2 separate regions of the Mus musculus genome follow, and region 1 is linked to region 2. Evidence: chromatin loops called from intact Hi-C (ENCODE). Cell type or tissue: heart. All regions are shown on one strand. Each heading gives the region's core, and the rest is flanking DNA. Links, peaks and the distances in the headings are about the cores only. Region 1 has its middle 12 kb from the start of Mtus2. Region 2 holds the start of Flt3 (FMS-like tyrosine kinase 3).

Region 1 (8,339 bases), core at 147-8,146, 540 kb before region 2:
CTCACAATCATCTGTAACTCCAGTTCCAGGGGATCTGACGCCCTCTTCTGGCCTCCATGGGTGATACAAGCATACAGTGCGCATAAGATACCTGTGGGTAAAACACACATGCACATAATAGATAGATAGATAGATAGATAGATAGATAGATAGATAGATAGATAGATAGATAGATAGATAAGTTTTAAATGTGTTTTAAAAGTTTCCTTGGGGGGGAGGGGGTTGGGGTTTTGTTTTGTTTTGTTTTGTTTTGTTGTTTTTTTGTGACAGGGTTTCTCTGTGTAGCTCTGGCTGTCCTGGAACTCTCTCTGCAGACCAGGCTGGCCTCAAACTCAGAAACCCTCCTGGCTCTGCCTCCCAAGTGCTAGGATTAAAGGCATGCGCCACCACTGCCCGGCTTAAAAAATTTCTTAATTAGCATGTTGTTGTAACTAGTTCCCAAGCTATACTTTACCTTGTATTTCAATGGTTTCTTAAATTTTACATAATTAGATGTTCATTTTATGAATTAAAGTTGCCTAATTTTTTCGGTCACCATTATATTTTTGAACTTAAAAAACAAAAATCCTTTCTTATCCTGAGATTTCACGACTAATCAATTTCTTCTTCTTTTTCTCTAAAACTTTTAAGATGTGTAATTCTGTAATCTGTCTGGAATAAAAAAAAATGGTAGGTTTAACCATTTGATGTGATATAGATGAGAACTCTAATTCTATTTCCAGTTTGAGGAAAAAAAATGCTCAAGTTGAAAACTCATTAAGCTTAAGTAGGTAGGTACCATTTTATCTAACATGTTTGCTTTTCTCTTTACATCTTTAATTAAATTAGCATAATGATTTCACTACTGCAATTACGTTGTGTTTAACCAAGCTGAAATTAAGTGTTCCTTTCTGTCCAGTTCCTCTAGTGAATTTAAATTTAACAGAGCCTTCTAATAATCCACATTGGTCTTCTTGATGAGTCAAAAGAACGTAGCTTTAAAAAAAATTACCAATTTCTGTTTGATCTTGAAATCCCGTGCTCTGTGCAACCAAGTAGCTGAGGATATACTTCAATTGCTCAATGGTAAAGTGATTTCCTAGGATGGTCAAGGCTCTGCATTTGATCTGGACATTAAAAATAATAATGAAAGGCTGGGCATGGTAATACACACCTTTGATCCAAGCATTCAGAAGGCAGAAGCAGGTGAGTTCTAGGCCAGCCTGGTCTACAAAGCAAGTCTAGGACAGCCAGGGCTACACAGAGAAACCCTGTAGCAAAAAACCACAAATAATAATGAGAGCCGAGCATGGTGGTACACACCTTTAATCCCAGCACTTGTAAGGCAGAGGCCATCTTGGTCTACAGAGTTCCGGAACAGCCAGCGGTACACAGAGAAACACTGTTTTGAAAAAAAGACAATAATAATAATAATCACAATCATAATAGTGAATAAAAACTAGGGTCTGGAGATATGGTTCAGCAGTTAAGAGTGGTTACTGCTCTCTCAGAGGACCCGGGTCTCACAGCCACTTAAAACTGTAGATCCAGAGACTCTGATGCCCTCTTCTGTCCTCCAAGGATACTACATATGTGTGGTGTACATACATGTAGGTAAACACTCACATATAGAAAATTTTTTTTAAATACATATTTTTTTTAAATCTTCTACAAAAAAACAAAAAGACTAGGAGTTGGAGGGTTGGCTTGCTTATTAGGAACATGCACTACTCTTCCGGAAGACTTGGGTTTGCTCCTTAGAATCCACCTCAGGTAGCTCACAGCGTCCTGTAACTTCAGCTCCAGGGAATCTAATACCTCTGGTCCCTGCAGGCACCTGCACCCACGGTCGTACACATGAGTGCCCATGTGAACACGCACACGCACATGTATGCACACACACTTGTCTTAAAGATTAGAAAGACTCTGTGCTCTCCCATGCTGAAGGTCTGTTGGCACAGATGGGGTGCCTTGTATCCTTTGGCAGACCCTTCCCTGATGCTCCTGGGGTGCAATTTGCTGGGAGAGCGCACAGCAGTACAGCTATAGGACTTACACCCCGGTGCGTATTTGCTTACATGTTCCTTCACCCTGTTCGGCTGAGGACACACTTCATTTAATTCTAGTTGGTCAGCAGCCTCCTGGCCCTCAGCACACAGGAGAAGGCCAGTGCATGTTGGTGGGTTGTCAATCAGCTGGCAGTAAGGCTGATCTTATGATGTTAACCTGAGCCACCTAATCGGTGAGCTTTCTCTTTCCGGTGAGGTTCTCTATCCGGAACAGTTTAGGACATGAGCAGTATACGTGAGCAATCAAAGCTTCTACAGTTCTGTTACTCCAGCAGCTGTAGCATATTGTCGTCCTGGTTTGCTTTCTGGTACTGTAATAAACACCATGACCCAAAGCAACTTGGGAAGGAAAGGGTTACTAGTCAAGTCTAGGTTACACTCCATTACTGAGGGAAGCCAAGGCAGGAATCTGGATGCAGGAACTGAAGCAGAAGCCCCCGTTGCTCCTCTGGCTTGCTCAGCTTGCTTCCTTACACAACCCAGGACCACCAGCCCAGGGAGGGCACCGCCCACAGAGGGCAAGGCCCTTCCTCATCGACAGCAATCAGGATAACATGCCCACAGGTATGTCTGTAGGCCAGTCTGATGAAGACAGTGCCTCAGTTGAGATTCTCTCTTATTATGAATGTCTACTTTTATGGCAAGTTGAAATCAAGAGAGAGAGAGAGAGATCAGACATAAGTCCATACCACCGTGCTTGGCATACAGATGGTGTAGACAAAGACTTGAATTGTACAGTTAACACTACTTATGTGTATATATAATGGAATCTCATATTTCACCTTTCATTTATGAATCACCAGTGAGACTATCATGTATATGCAACACACAGCCACATACACTCACCCCACATACATACACATCACATACACTCACCCCACACACAAATGCACACACATACACACACACCACATACATCCCCCCACACACAAATACACACACATACATACACACACCACATATACTCACTCCACACAAAAATATGCTCACACATACACATACCACATACACTCCCCCCACACACAAATACACATACATACACACACCTCACACACAAATGCACACACACCACATATACTCACCCTGCACACAAATGTACACTTATACATACACACACACACCATATTCACCCCACACACACATGCACACACACATACAGACACACACACAATGGGGTAAGAGAACAAAACTCTGCTAATTTCAATGGCATCCCCTCCACCCAATTTTTTTGTTTGTTTGTTTTTGTTTTTTGAGACAGGGTTTCTCTGTATACCCTGGCTGTCCTGGAACTCACTTTGTAGACCAGGCTGGCCTCGAACTCAGAAATCTGCCTGCCTCTGCCTCCCAAGTGCTGGGATTAAAGGCGTGTGCCACCACACCCGGCTTCTTTCTTTTTTTTCCACCCCACCCCACCCGATTTTAATGCACTACTACCCCAAAATCAGGCTACTATAGAAGCAGCAATGTAAAGAGTAAATTATAAATTATTTATGACTTCCAATCATCATGGAAAAATTTCCCAGACTTCGGCAGTCCTGAAGAAGAAACTCTGTGTGTGCATAAATCATGTTCTCAGATGGGGGCTTGAAATTCTTTTTGTTTTGTTTTTCTTTTCCTTTTTCTTTTTTTTTTAAACAAGTCTCACTATGTAGTCCTGACTCTCCTGGAACTTGCTATGTAGACCAGGCTGGTCTCCAACTCAGATATCCACCTGCCTCAGCCTCCCAAGTTCAGAGACTAAAGGAGTGCACCATCATGCCCCCAATGGATTTTTAAATTCTTGACATAACTATTTACTTCAGAGTTAATATCCAGTCTGCCCAGCAGAGGGCAATCAGCCTACAGGACAACGCTGTTACACGGCAGAAAGCTGTGGTCACAAAGTGCAAATCCCATCCCCAAACAAACAAAACCCACATATTCCTTTCTTGTGCAGCCTCTCCGCACCTGGTGCACTTTTACTGCTAGCTCATGTCACACGCATTCTGGCACAGGGATACTGGAATGCTGTCTGCATTTCAGACCCTTGAGGTGCATTGGGAGGAAGGGTGTCTCTGGACATGATCAGTATACAGAATGCCAGTCCTGCCCTACTGGCCTTCCCATCACCCCAGCCACCCCCTTAGATACAGAACAGCATCAGGTGACCCAGACTTAACCTTGGGGGGGTAGCCTGACAGTACGAGGTTCCAAGCTCTGTGCTCAGCCACCATCCTCCCATAGGACCTCCCTCACAGAATGCAAATGCAGCCATCAAGGTATAAAGAATTTCAAGATGCTGGCCTTACAGCCCAAGTGAGACCCAGTGAGAGAACAAAGAGAGCATGAACGGCCCTGGAGCCCTTGCACTCTGTAAGCCTGCCCAGTGCCAGCCTCTCAGAGCTCCTAAGTCTGTAGTGTGCTGATTTCTGCAAGCTTCCTAGATCCTGGAGTTCGGGGATGCTATGGTGCTACCCATAGGCAAAGGCTGGGGATTTCTCAAACAGACCAGTTTGTAACCTCTGCAAGGTACCTCTGGGTTCTTAATCTCCATTAAAGAAAGAATTTAGAGGAAACAGAGGAAGGAATACACTAGGCAAAGAAAGGAGTTGGGGGTGAGGGTCCTCTCAAGGAAGACTCACACCATGGGATGTTTATATAGCTATGCCAAGCAAACCTTACTGGAAGGTAGGATGAATTATTCATAAGCGAAGAAGGAAGCAGGTCCTTACAGGACTAGCCTTGAGGCGTCGTTGGTTGGAATTACACTCTAGTGAGTACAGCCTAATTTTGCAAGTCCCTTGCTCCTTGCCCCAATTTCCCCTCTATTTAAACCTAAAGTTCAAGTCAGAGCCCCAAGTCAGACTAGGAGGCGGGGGGGTATCCACTGAACTCTTTTGTGTATTACACCGCCCACCTTGGGTGCGCTGAATAAATACTTTTCTTTGTCACTCCTCGCCCCTTTAATTGGTATGCTGACATGCATGGCGGAGATGACCTTGTGGGAGCTGGTGGAGCTAGTATGGAAAATGTGTTCTCTCTATTCAGATACACATCTGTTCTAGAGAACAGCGACAGGCCGCTCCCGTGGGTCTCTGCATCCCTGAGCCGTCATACCTCGGGACACCTTGAAGAAAACCATGCTTGGTTTCCTGCGGACCTTCCGTGAACGTTCTTGAAAACGCTCAACGGCGGTGCATCCAGCCCTAGGAAGAGTCACAAGCGGACTGGATTGATGGACAGACGTCTGTCGACACAGTTCTGAAACACTGGCTGTTTAGTTAAGAGAAGCCAGGCAATGGAGACAACAGTACAATCTCATGGGTTCCAGGCAGGGCAGGTAGCAAAAGGATGATGCTTCAGTCCCAGAGTGATAAAAAGCTTGAAAACTGGGTAGTGGGTGCAGCCTCAAATCCGGGAAATCTTTTGTTGTTGTTTTTGCTTAGTTAGTGCTTGTTTGGTTTTTTGTTTGTTTGTTTGTTTGTTTAGTTTGGGGTTGTTTGTTTGTTTGTTTGGAATTGAAACTGGTATAGAACGGGGCGGGGGGATCTTTAGAGAATTTTTTTTAAAAATCAGTTTTAAAAGAGCCAGGGGTGTGTTCGTGCAGCGCTCAGTAGGCAGAGGCAGATAAATCTATGAGTGCAAGGCCAGCTTGGTCTATGTAACAAGCGCCAGACTTATCAGAGCTACACAGTAAGACCCTGTCTCAAAAACAAAGTCAAACAAGCAAAATGAGCCATTGCAACTTCACATACCATTTTCAAACTCCCCCAGCCCCTAATCTGCGATACTTCTGCACCACCAGTGAAGAGTGAGCGCTCTAGCGGCCCCAGGCATGGCGTTCGTTCACGGTGCTGGCAAACCTTACGTTCCCCTCTTCCCTCTCCCTTGTAAACCACAGATTACATTCCTCGCGATAGCCACCAAGGTCTGTTCCTTTATTTGGACACTTCCTTATGCCAGACCCATTCCTACGGTCCAGCTATCAAAGTATTGAAGTCCAGCAATCAAAAGTCCCCATTAGCTGCCCTAATTAACAGAACATAGCACGAATCCTAGCCTAGCCCTGTCTAACTCTAACACACACCTTCCCCTCTTCCCTCTTAAAACCCCATTCAAGGTCATTTGTTGCTATTTTCTGCCTAAGTCAGAAATTGGCCACTTTACTTTTCTTCTCCCAACCCCGCTGTGAAAATAGGTGTTTGGGTGTGGTTTGTGCTTAATCCTGGGTCCGGGAGGGAGCACCTCGCTGTGTGCAGGTCCCTTCTCAGAGTGAGTGGGTCACACTTTCTACTGGTAAAATAAAACATCTTAAAGTCACACAGTGTGCGGTGGCAAAACAAAACAAGAAGTCTGAAAGAGCAGAATCTCAGATGCTTGCTCTCTCTGCACTTTGTGGAGATCACTCCCTGCTGCTACCTGAGCTGCATCATTTTACAGGGGTGGGGTGGAGGGGTGTGGTGGTGGGGTGGGGGCTGGGGTGGGGGATAGGGGGTTGTGGTTGGGACTTTCTACCCCAGCACTTTGTAATTGACTCTGCTTGTTTGCAGAGTTCAGTTGCCATTGAGGACCAGGGGTTGGTTGATTGGTTGGTTTGGTCTGGTTTGGGTTGGTTGGTTGGTTGGTTGGTTGGTTGGTTGGTTGTTTCCTTAATCAGTCCAAGTAGGAGCTGGGCCCCCAGCAGTTGCAAGTGGAATGTGAAAACAGACCGCGGCTGTGGATGCGAACTGTGGAACACCACAATAGACTGACGACGTGGTGGGTCTAAGAACCCGCTGCCTAAGTTATCATTGATCTCTCTAGTTCCAGCCCATCTACTGCAGCCAATGAGGCGCATCTGCATTTCTCTGGGATCTCCAGTACGGTGATCAGTCATGTTCAGTGGGAGACCACACTCTGCATACCTTCAATTTGTGTCTTCCTAATTAAACTACAAACGGGGATTGCGTCTTGACATAAAAAGCTTATGTTTTTATCACTGAGTCCTTCTGCACCTGTTTCATCAGAGTGACTTTTTTTAAAAAGCCCTGACCCTAAGTAGCTGGAAGTAGTAACCTAGACAACAAAGATAACCTTTAGATAATTATCATGTTTCCTAGTTGACAATAGCTGTCACTGTGTCATGACCCTAGTATGTTACAAAAGCCACAAAGATTAGACATTACAGTGGGGCTAGACAACATGTAACAGCTCCTTCCCCTGCATGGCAGCCACCAGTTTGTCATTTCTTCTTTCTTTCTTTCTTTTTTTAATGTTTATTTATTTATTTTATGTACGTCAGTACACTGTAGTTATCTTCAGACAGATGGTTGTGAGCCACCAGGTGGTTGCTGGGAATTGAACTCAGGACCTCTGGAAGAGCAGTCAGTGCTCTTAACTGCTGAGCCATCTCGTCATTTCTTTTCTTTTTTTTTTTTTTTAAAGATTTATTTATTTTTATTATATGTAAGTACACTGTAGCTATCTTCAGACACTCCAGAAGAGGGAGTCAGATCTCATTACGGATGGTTGTGAGCCACCATGTGGTTGCTGGGATTTGAACTTCGGACCTTCGGAAGAGCAGTCGGGTGCTCTTACCCACTGAGCCATCCTCACCAGCCCAATTCTTAATCTTTAAAATGAAAAGGTTCTGCCTGGGGCTGGAGAGATGCCTCAGCACATGCATCAAATCAACCTGAGTCCTCAAAGTCCCAACCAATGGAGCTCAACTCGGCAATGTAAGGCGAACCAATACAAGCATGGGGTTAGCAAAGAATCCCTCATCACGTGCCTTTCACGTGCTGGCTTTAGCAGACCGTCCTCTCTCCTGTGTCTGCTTCAGCCGAATGTTCCTTCAGGAGTCTGCCTTACCTGTGTCCACTTCAGGAAAACACTCCTTCACGTGTTTACCCCAGCAAAACACCATAGAACACAACTGACTCTCCAAAGAACCCTCAAGTTTCCACTTCATAGTGTTGCTCATATGTGTTCCAGGCTAACTTGGGATTGGGTAACCTATCAGGGGTCTCATTCCTGGAAAAAGACTGATTCTCCTCTCTCAGAAGCCATTGATTACCTGTCACTCTTTGTCTAGAGGTGGGGCTTGTGAAATTTCCCCCACCCACGCTGGCACATCGACTGGTGTTGTATTATGCAGGTCTCCTTTAAGTACCCATATTTTAAACCATGTGTGTGTGGTGGTTTGAATATGCTTGGTTTCTATGGCATGATACTGTTAGGAGGTGTGGCCTTGTTGGAGGACATGTGTCACTGTGGGGGTAGATTTGCAGGTCTCCTTATATGCTCAGGCTCCAACAACTGTGGAAGAGAGCT
Region 2 (8,339 bases), core at 110-8,109:
CATTCAAGAGTCTGAGGCAGGAGGGTTGCTGCAAGTTCAAAGTCAGCTTGGGCTATGTAGCAAAACCTTGTCTCAAAACAAAACTCAAAACACCCATTGCAGTTTGGCTCACGTGCTACAGAGGCCTGGTCCCCAGGTAATGGTGCTATTGGGAGGTGGCAGGGCCTTTAGAAGGTAGAAGAAAGTCACTGGGCATTGATTGAAGCAGAGAAAGTCTTCAGTGAACAGAATGGTTTTTTGATGTCAGTCATAAATTCAGCGATGTGATCTGGTGTGTCATATACACTATGCATATTACATGATCTATGTATTAAGGGTTAATATATAAAATATTAAATATAGTATCATAAATGTTTACATGCATATACATATATAATTTCTGAATGAAATTGTTATGTTTGCTATAAATGCTACAATTGTTAGGATCAGGGAGGAGGAGGAGCTAAGAGCAATGGTGGAAAAAAAAACAGCCCTCTGAAGCTCACTGCAGCCTGGTTTTGTTCAGAGGTGGCAAGTCGCTGCTCAACAGTGGAATCTTTGCCATGTATGGACAATGGTTGTAAGTATTCTTTCTTTCTTTCCCATGACTTGAAATGTGTGCTGCCTCAGTTTCTCCCAATTCCCCTTTCAAATCAAAGTGCCCTGTGAAATCAATCTGCCTTGCTTCACTTACCTTACTTCCTCTCTCACTGTGAGTCTGACTCCTCCGATGAGTCCCATGGGGCATCCCAAAGTAGTCACCCTCTGTCAAATCACATTCTCCCCTCTCCTTCCTGTAAACATCTCCCGGAGTTCACCTTCCAGGCTAATCACACAGATCTAATGAAACTTGAATTAAGATACAGGCAGTGCACAGGTCATCTCAGAGAGGACGCTCGCCAGGCCCAGGGTGGAAATGGATGGGCCGATGTGATGCAGGAGCGGTCTACAGCAAGGGCAGCTGAGTTCTTTGAGGGTAGAGGGTGGGGACGGTGTACTGTACAGCATCATGATAGGATCTGGAGCAGACAGGTGCTGAGAAATGGAGCCAGTAGATGGGGTAGCAACATGCCAAGTCAGGAAAGGAAAAGATGTATAAAAGGAGTTTAAAGGGGAGGTTTGACCATAAAGTTATATCATGTCCCAGATTTTAAATAATAATAATAATGATGATGATAATAATAGTAATAATAATACTAATCTAACATACAAACTGGAGAGGTGGCCTCATGGTTACAAGGGAGAATTTCTCTTGCAATAGACCTGAATCTGGTTCCCAGACTACCTGTAACTCTGTCTCCATGGGACCCAGTGCCCTCTTATGGTCTCCTCAGAAACTGGCACTCATATGGGTACATACCTATATACCTGCACACACACATGCACATAAACACACGCACACACACACATGCACACACACACACACACACGCACACACACAGACGCACATGCACACACACACACACACACACGCGTGCGCGCGCACACACACACACGCACACGCACACACACACACACACACGCACACGCACATGCGCACACACACACACACACACACACGCACATGCACACACACACACACGCACACACACACACACACGCGCACACACACACACACACGCACACACACACACACACACGCGCGCGCACACACACACACACGCACATGCACACACACTTAAAAATAAGACCTTTAAGAAATACATAGCGCTTGGAACTTGCCTCAGCAGCACATATACTAAAGTCACATCTGTACAGGAAGATTAGCACTGCCCGTGTACAATCACAGTGTGAAAAATCCCAAGATGTGTTTCTTTGCAAGGAGCTGTGTGTGTGTGTGTTCCCACGAGTGCAGGTACGTTTAGGCGTGTAGGTGCATGAGCTGCTGTGTTGAGGCCAGAGGTCAGCGTCGAGTGTCGCTCCTCAGGTGCCATCCACCTTTTGCTGTTGTTGTTGTTATGGGGGATTTTGTTTGGTTTTAAAAAAATATTTATATTTATGTATATGTGTCTATCTGTCTCCCTCTCTTTCTGTGTGTGTGTGTATGTGTGTTTATGTACATACATGTGTGATGGTGCCTGGTGCCAGTGGAGGCCAGAAGTGGATCAGATCCCCTAGATGTGGCTCTGGGAACCACGCTTCTCTGTCTGTCATCTGTCTGTCTCAGTCAGGATTACTATTGCTGTGATGAAACACTGTGACCAAAGCAACCTAGGCAGGAAAGGGTTCAGTCTCCCACCATTCATCATCAGAAGCAGTGAGTGCAGGAACTCAAGCAGGGCAGGAACCTGGAGGCAGGAGCTGATGCAAAGGCCATGGAGGGATGCTGCTTACTGGCTTGCTCCCCATGGCTTGCTCAGCCTGCTCTCTTATAGAACCCAAGACTACCAGCCCAGGGATGGCACCACCCACAAGGGGCTGAGCCTTTCCACATTGATCACTAATTAAGAAAATGCCCTACAGCCAGATCTTATGGAAACATTTTCTTCAATAGAGGCTTCTTCCTCTCTGATGATTCTAGTTTGTGGTCAAGTTGACACACAAAACTAGCTGGCACTCTGTCTATCTGTCTGTCTGTCTATTAAAATATGATCAAATGTAACCCAACCTAGCTTTCAGCTTGCTGTGTAGCTGAGAGTGACCTGGAATTTCTGATCCCCTTGCTTCTGCCTCCTAGGTGCTGGTACAAGCATATACCACCACCCTGGTACAAGCATATACCACCACCCTGGTACAAGCGTATACCACCACCCTGGTACAAGCGTATACCACCACCCTGGTACAAGCGTATACCACCACCCTGGTACAAGCGTATACCACCACCCTGGTACAAGCGTATACCACCACCCTGGTACAAGCGTATACCACCACCCTGGTACAAGCGTATACCACCACCCTGGTACAAGCGTATACCACCACCCTGGTACAAGCGTATATATACCACCACCCTGGTACAAGCGTATACCACCACCCTGGTACAAGCGTATACCACCACCCTGGTACAAGCGTATATATACCACCACCCTGGTACAAGCGTATACCACCACCCTGGTACAAGCGTATACCACCACCCTGGTACAAGCGTATACCACCACCCTGGTACAAGCGTATACCACCACCCTGGTACAAGCGTATACCACCACCCTGGTACAAGCGTATACCACCACCCTGGTACAAGCGTATACCACCACCCTGGTACAAGCGTATACCACCACCCTGGTACAAGCATATACCACCACCCCCTGTTTGTGTGGTTCTGGGCTTAATAAGCCCAGCTTTACCAATTGAATTATATCCCCAGCCCAGTATTCTTTTTTTTTCTTCCATTCTGTGGATTACCTTTATTTTTTTATTTTACTTTCTTTTTAAAAAGCATTTATTTGGTGTGTGTGTGTATGTGTGTGTGTGTGTGTGTGTATGTGTGGTACACATATAGAGTGCATACATAGGTGTATATGGATATATACTCCCGTGCCTCTCACTGAGCCCAGGGCTAGGATGGTGACCATCAAGCCCCAGCAACCCTACTGTCTCTATACCTCCTGTCCCTATACAGCATTGAGGGTATAAACACTCTTGCACACTATCGCCTTGCCTGACTTTACATGTGGGTGCTGAGGACTTGAACTCAGGTCCCCAGGCTTATGCACCAACCACTCTTAACCCACTGTGCTACTTCCCTATCTCTCATCTTGTTTTTTTGAGTCAGGATCTCTCACTGGCAGGGGCCTCACCCAGGAGGCCAGGCTGGCATTCCATGAGGGCCCTGTGGGGAATCTTAATTTCAGCCTTCTCAGCTCTGGGATTACAAGTATTCTGGCTGGAGAGATGGCTCAGCAGTTAAGAGCACCTACTACTCTTCCAGAGGTCATGAGTTCAAATCCCAGCAACCACATGATGGCTCACAACCATCTGTAGTGGGGATCCGATGCCCTCTCCTGGTGTGTCTGAAGACAGCAATATTGTACTCATATGCATAAAATAAATAAAATCTTAAATAAACAACAACAACAACAAAACAAGTATTCAACACCATGCCTGGTTTTTTTCACATTGGTTCCAGGGACTGAATGGAGACATGCCACCCCCCCCCCCTCTTTTTTTTTGTTTTTTGTTTGTTTTTCGAGACAGGGTTTCTCTGTGTAGCTCTGGCTGTCCTGGAACTCACTCTGTAGACCAGGCTGTCCTTGAACTCAGAAATCCACCTGCCTCTGACTCCCAGGTGCTGGGATTAAAGGCATGTGCCACCACTGCCCAGCGACATGGCTCCTTTTTAAAGAACACTTACTGCTTCTTGGCTCAGGTTAAGTTCCAACTGCCTATAACTCCAGTTCCAAGAGATCCAGTGCCCCCTTCTGGCCTCCGAGGGTAGATCCCGATTCAATAACAAATGGGAGTTTGTAACTTCGGGCTTTTTCTCCCACACCACTTTGTTCCCTGTAATAACGACTCTGAGGGTAATTATTAATACATACTTAGGCCATAAGCTTTGGCTTGTTCTCCAACTAGCTCATAACCCAATTATCTCTCTTATTCTATATTAGTTCAGCTATGTGGCTGCTTTCCGGGCAAATCTCCTGTGGCTAACTCTTTCCCAGAATTCTCTCTTTTTCTCCCAGATGTCCCACCTCCTATTTCCTGCTCCAGCTCATTGGCCACTGACTTCTTTATTCATAGTGATGCTTATAAGAGATTCTATCGGAGCTGGGGGTGTAGCTCAGTAGTAAGAGTGCTCTGGGTTCTGGGGTCCTCATGGTTGTATGGCAAGCTCTTTACTGACTCAGCCATCTCCCTACTTCCACTTTCCTTTTTTTTTTTTTTTTTTTTTTTTTGGTTTTTCGAGACAGGGTTTCTCTGCATAGCTTTCGCTGTCCTGGAGCTCACTTTGTAGACCAGGCTGGCCTTGAACTCAGAAATCCGCCTGCCTCTGCCTCCCCAGTGCTGGGATTAAAGGTGTGCGCCACCACGCCCGGCCCTTTTTTTTAAGATAGGGTCTTGCTATGTAGCCCAGGCTGACTAATGCTCTACCTGCCTCCGCCTCATGGCATTATGGGTGTATAGCAACAAACCCAGCTCTAGAAATTTTTTTAAGTCAATTATTGTAATTGCAAATGTACCAGGACTGGAAGATCTTAGCGTTGGTGTCTTCTCTTTCCATTTTATTAAAGGGGAAAGCCTAAAAGCAAACTAAGCAAACAAAAACCTGGTTTGAAGAAGTGATCTCCCAAGTGAAGGCTGGCCTCTGAGAACTGTCCTGGGATGGGCTGGACCTAAGCTTTGTCTTCTGGTTCCAGATGAATAACCGATAACCACAGATACACATCTCAGCAGCCTGAGCACCACATGTCTCGGAGAGTGAACTCTCCACACCTGGAAGGTTTTGGGTCTGTGTTTCTTTTTCTTTCCCTTTTTCTTTTTCTTCTTCTTTTTCTTTTACTTTTTTTCTTGCTGATGATATAACCCCGGGCCTTGCAAGAGCTAAGCTAGCAATCTACCGGTGAGCTACATCTCTAGCCCCACAAAGCTATCAGATGATTAAAAAAAAAAAAAGATCCATGAATAGGCTGGAGAGGTAGCTGTGTGGGAATTGCCCTCCCTATTAAAGATGAAATGTGCTGCTTTACATATGTATATTTCTCCGTCTGGCCGCTGATCAGTGGACAGTCTCACTGTGGTGTGCAGGAATGTTGGAATGTTTCTTCATGCTCCTGTTGCAATTCCAGAAGTGGAATCCATGCGTCGGGCACCTGACCTTAAAATGCCTAAAGCACCAAGCCCATGTCATTTTCCACAGTGGCTGCCCGGAGGACGTCACTTTGAAGTTTCCCCTAGCGGGAAGGCTGATAGTGCTGTGGACTGAGTGGAGGAGAAACAGTGTTGTTAGTGTGCTTGTATGCTCTCAGGGGTCATGCCTGAAGAGAAAAACGATGAAAAGAATGAGGAGCGGAGGACTGCTGTGATGGAGCGATATTACTGACGTCATTATGGGGAGAGAACTAGGACACAGAGGACAAATGGCTCAGGAGGGTTCCTTCATGGGGAAGCCAGGGCTGCTATCCTGTGCTTTCAATATTCAGCTTGATGCACGGGAAATAATTGTTACCTAGAGACACTATGAGACTAAAAGCCAGAACTAGGAGGTGACAACTCCAAACATCCTTTGAGGTGCACGGTCTAATTTGTTTGGGTGTCTGTTTAACCTCTCTAATTTATTGACCTTGAAACCGCGTCTGCTTTTCTGGGTCGGAGGTGGATGGGAATCTTGGACATCCTATAAGAAAGGACAGGGAGACAAAGAAAATCAGTCCACAATGCAGATCTACCAGATGTGGAATAAAACTCACGGGGTTACCAGTGTATGGCACCGATTCAGTGCCCATCACGGGACATCAAAGATCCCCGCGCATGAAGAAGGAGGTCTGTGTGTCACCACTCTTCTCACCCTTAGGAGTTTAAAGCAGAGGTCCGGGGACTCAACCACGGAGTCCAGGCAACTTCCCCAGCCGAACCGCACCCAGTCTCCCCTGCCGCAGTCCCGGTGCCAGGAGCGCAGGCTGGGGACCACGGCGGGCACGTGGGATCGGCTGCAGCACTGCGCCAGTTCAGCCCGCCTAGCAGCGAGCGGCCGCGGCCTCTGGAGAGAGGTTCCTCCCCCTCTGCTCTGCACCAGTCCGAGGGAATCTGTGGTCAGTGACGCGCATCCTTCAGCGAGCCACCTGCAGCCCGGGGCGCGCCGCTGGGACCGCATCACAGGCTGGGCCGGCGGCCTGGCTACCGCGCGCTCCGGAGGCCATGCGGGCGTTGGCGCAGCGCAGCGACCGGCGGCTGCTGCTGCTTGGTAAGGCCCCTCACCCCCTCTGCACCCCGGCCGAGCGCGCATCACTCCCTCATACCCACCGCGCGCTCCCCTCGCCGCCGCATCACTCCCCTCTTTCACGTCCCCCCTTTCAAGCGGTGAACTTGGCTTTGGTTTGCCCACCCCTGCCCTCACCCTCCTCCGCAGCGCTCCTCTGCAGCTCAGTCCCCAGGCCACCGCGCCTGGGCTTGGGCTTGGATGCTCCGTCAGCCTCTGAGAGTCTTCTTCAGCAGCGCAGGTGGCCCGAGACTCCCTGACCCGACCTCTGGGTACTATAGATTCTCGAGCCGGTGCGTTCTCACCTCTTTGAGATGTAGGCTGACAGAGCAAACTAATGGGAAAACTGCGAGCATCCTCTGCTAGAGCGGTCATCCCTGCTAACGACCCCCACCTGTACCAATTTTCGCTTCACTCAGTGGCTAGTTACTTTGGAAATACTATGCAAAACAGATTTATAAATTTAAAAACTAGCTACCCTTCCCCTCTCCATACTTTTCTTATTTTAGGATTAAACCCTAGTGACACTTTCAAGGACTCCTAGGACTACTCTCCCAAGTTGCCTGTTCGGGTAGAAGCATAGCTGTGATTGAAAATAGTAACTAACTATAGGGGGGAAAGTCCCCATTCTGCCCAGTTCTAATCGGTCTCGCGTCAGCTTTCTGTTTGGGAAGACAAGGGGGTTGGATTGAGTTGGAGTTGGAGACAGTTCTAGAAGTCGGGGGTGGGGGTGGGGGGAGATCAGGCCCTGCCCTAGTTTTGCAGCCTTCTGAGGCACTCCTGGCTTGGCCTCAGTCTGCCCAGTGGCCTATTTCCCCTTCATTTCCAACATTTAGGATTCTGGCTTGAACCTTCCGTGACAAATAGAGAAAACATTTTGCAACATTAAATGAGCAGAAACGGTTTCCAATTACTTTAAAAAAAAAGATGATAAAATTAAAAAATGTAGGCTATAAAGGAAAAGGATGGGGAGAACGCTGTACCTTTCTTAAGCGAGTTGATGCACAGGGACATCTCAAACGCATGGCGTGGCGTGCTTTTCTTTTCAGGCTCTATTAATGCAAAATGGTTAGCTTTGGCTGTGTATGAGATTAGATTAGTGACTTTCCCATAGCAGAGATGATTTTTCTAAAGGGCTAAAGGGTTCTAGGGAAGTAACTCAGAATCAGAGTAGGACTTGCAGCCATGCTCAAACCGCACTGAACTCCTTCGTAGGAAATGTCTTAGTCCCTCTCCAGATTCAAAGCGCAACACATGTGCAAAATCTTCTGTGTCCACTCCCCAGTTGTTATATATCAGTGTACCTACATAACCACTGTACGTCAAGACATAGAGTGACTCAGCTTCCAAGTTACCCCCACTCCTCAAACTCACTCTATATCACTTTTGCCAGTTGGTGAGATTTACAAAGAGCAAATCACTGTTATACCCCACCCCTCTCCTTCAGTGCTGGGGCTCAGACTCCAGGCCTCACGTACATGTGGCTTTATTTGTGTTGGGCACTGCT

What was found. Peaks named below come from ENCODE experiments on the same cell type or tissue, not always from the same donor. Only the 100,000 strongest peaks of a DNase experiment are listed, where the experiment ranks them.
Region 1: it touches region 2 in a loop (4-fold over the local background); 5 of 42 quality-filtered maps call a loop at or near these places.

What each region holds. Positions count from the first base shown.
Region 1 is chr5:147,941,015-147,949,353 of GRCm38, reverse strand. No RefSeq gene overlaps it. Among named protein-coding and RNA genes, the nearest start is that of Mtus2, 12 kb to the left of the region's middle. In heart, for the core only: a CTCF peak has its summit at 3,880 (motif pointing right); no DNase peak of the experiment used is centred there.
Region 2 is chr5:147,398,698-147,407,036 of GRCm38, reverse strand. Flt3 (FMS-like tyrosine kinase 3) reads left to right here and starts at 6,548. Exons shown (of 24, transcript NM_010229.2): 1 at 6,548-6,817. The coding sequence starts at 6,772. It overlaps Gm26597 (predicted gene, 26597), which reads right to left and starts at 7,483. Exons shown (of 2, transcript NR_165432.1): 1 at 7,138-7,483; 2 at 5,118-6,250. In heart, for the core only: a CTCF peak has its summit at 4,337 (motif pointing left); no DNase peak of the experiment used is centred there; H3K4me3 peaks cover 1,480 bases; H3K27ac peaks cover 449 bases; H3K27me3 peaks cover 3,613 bases.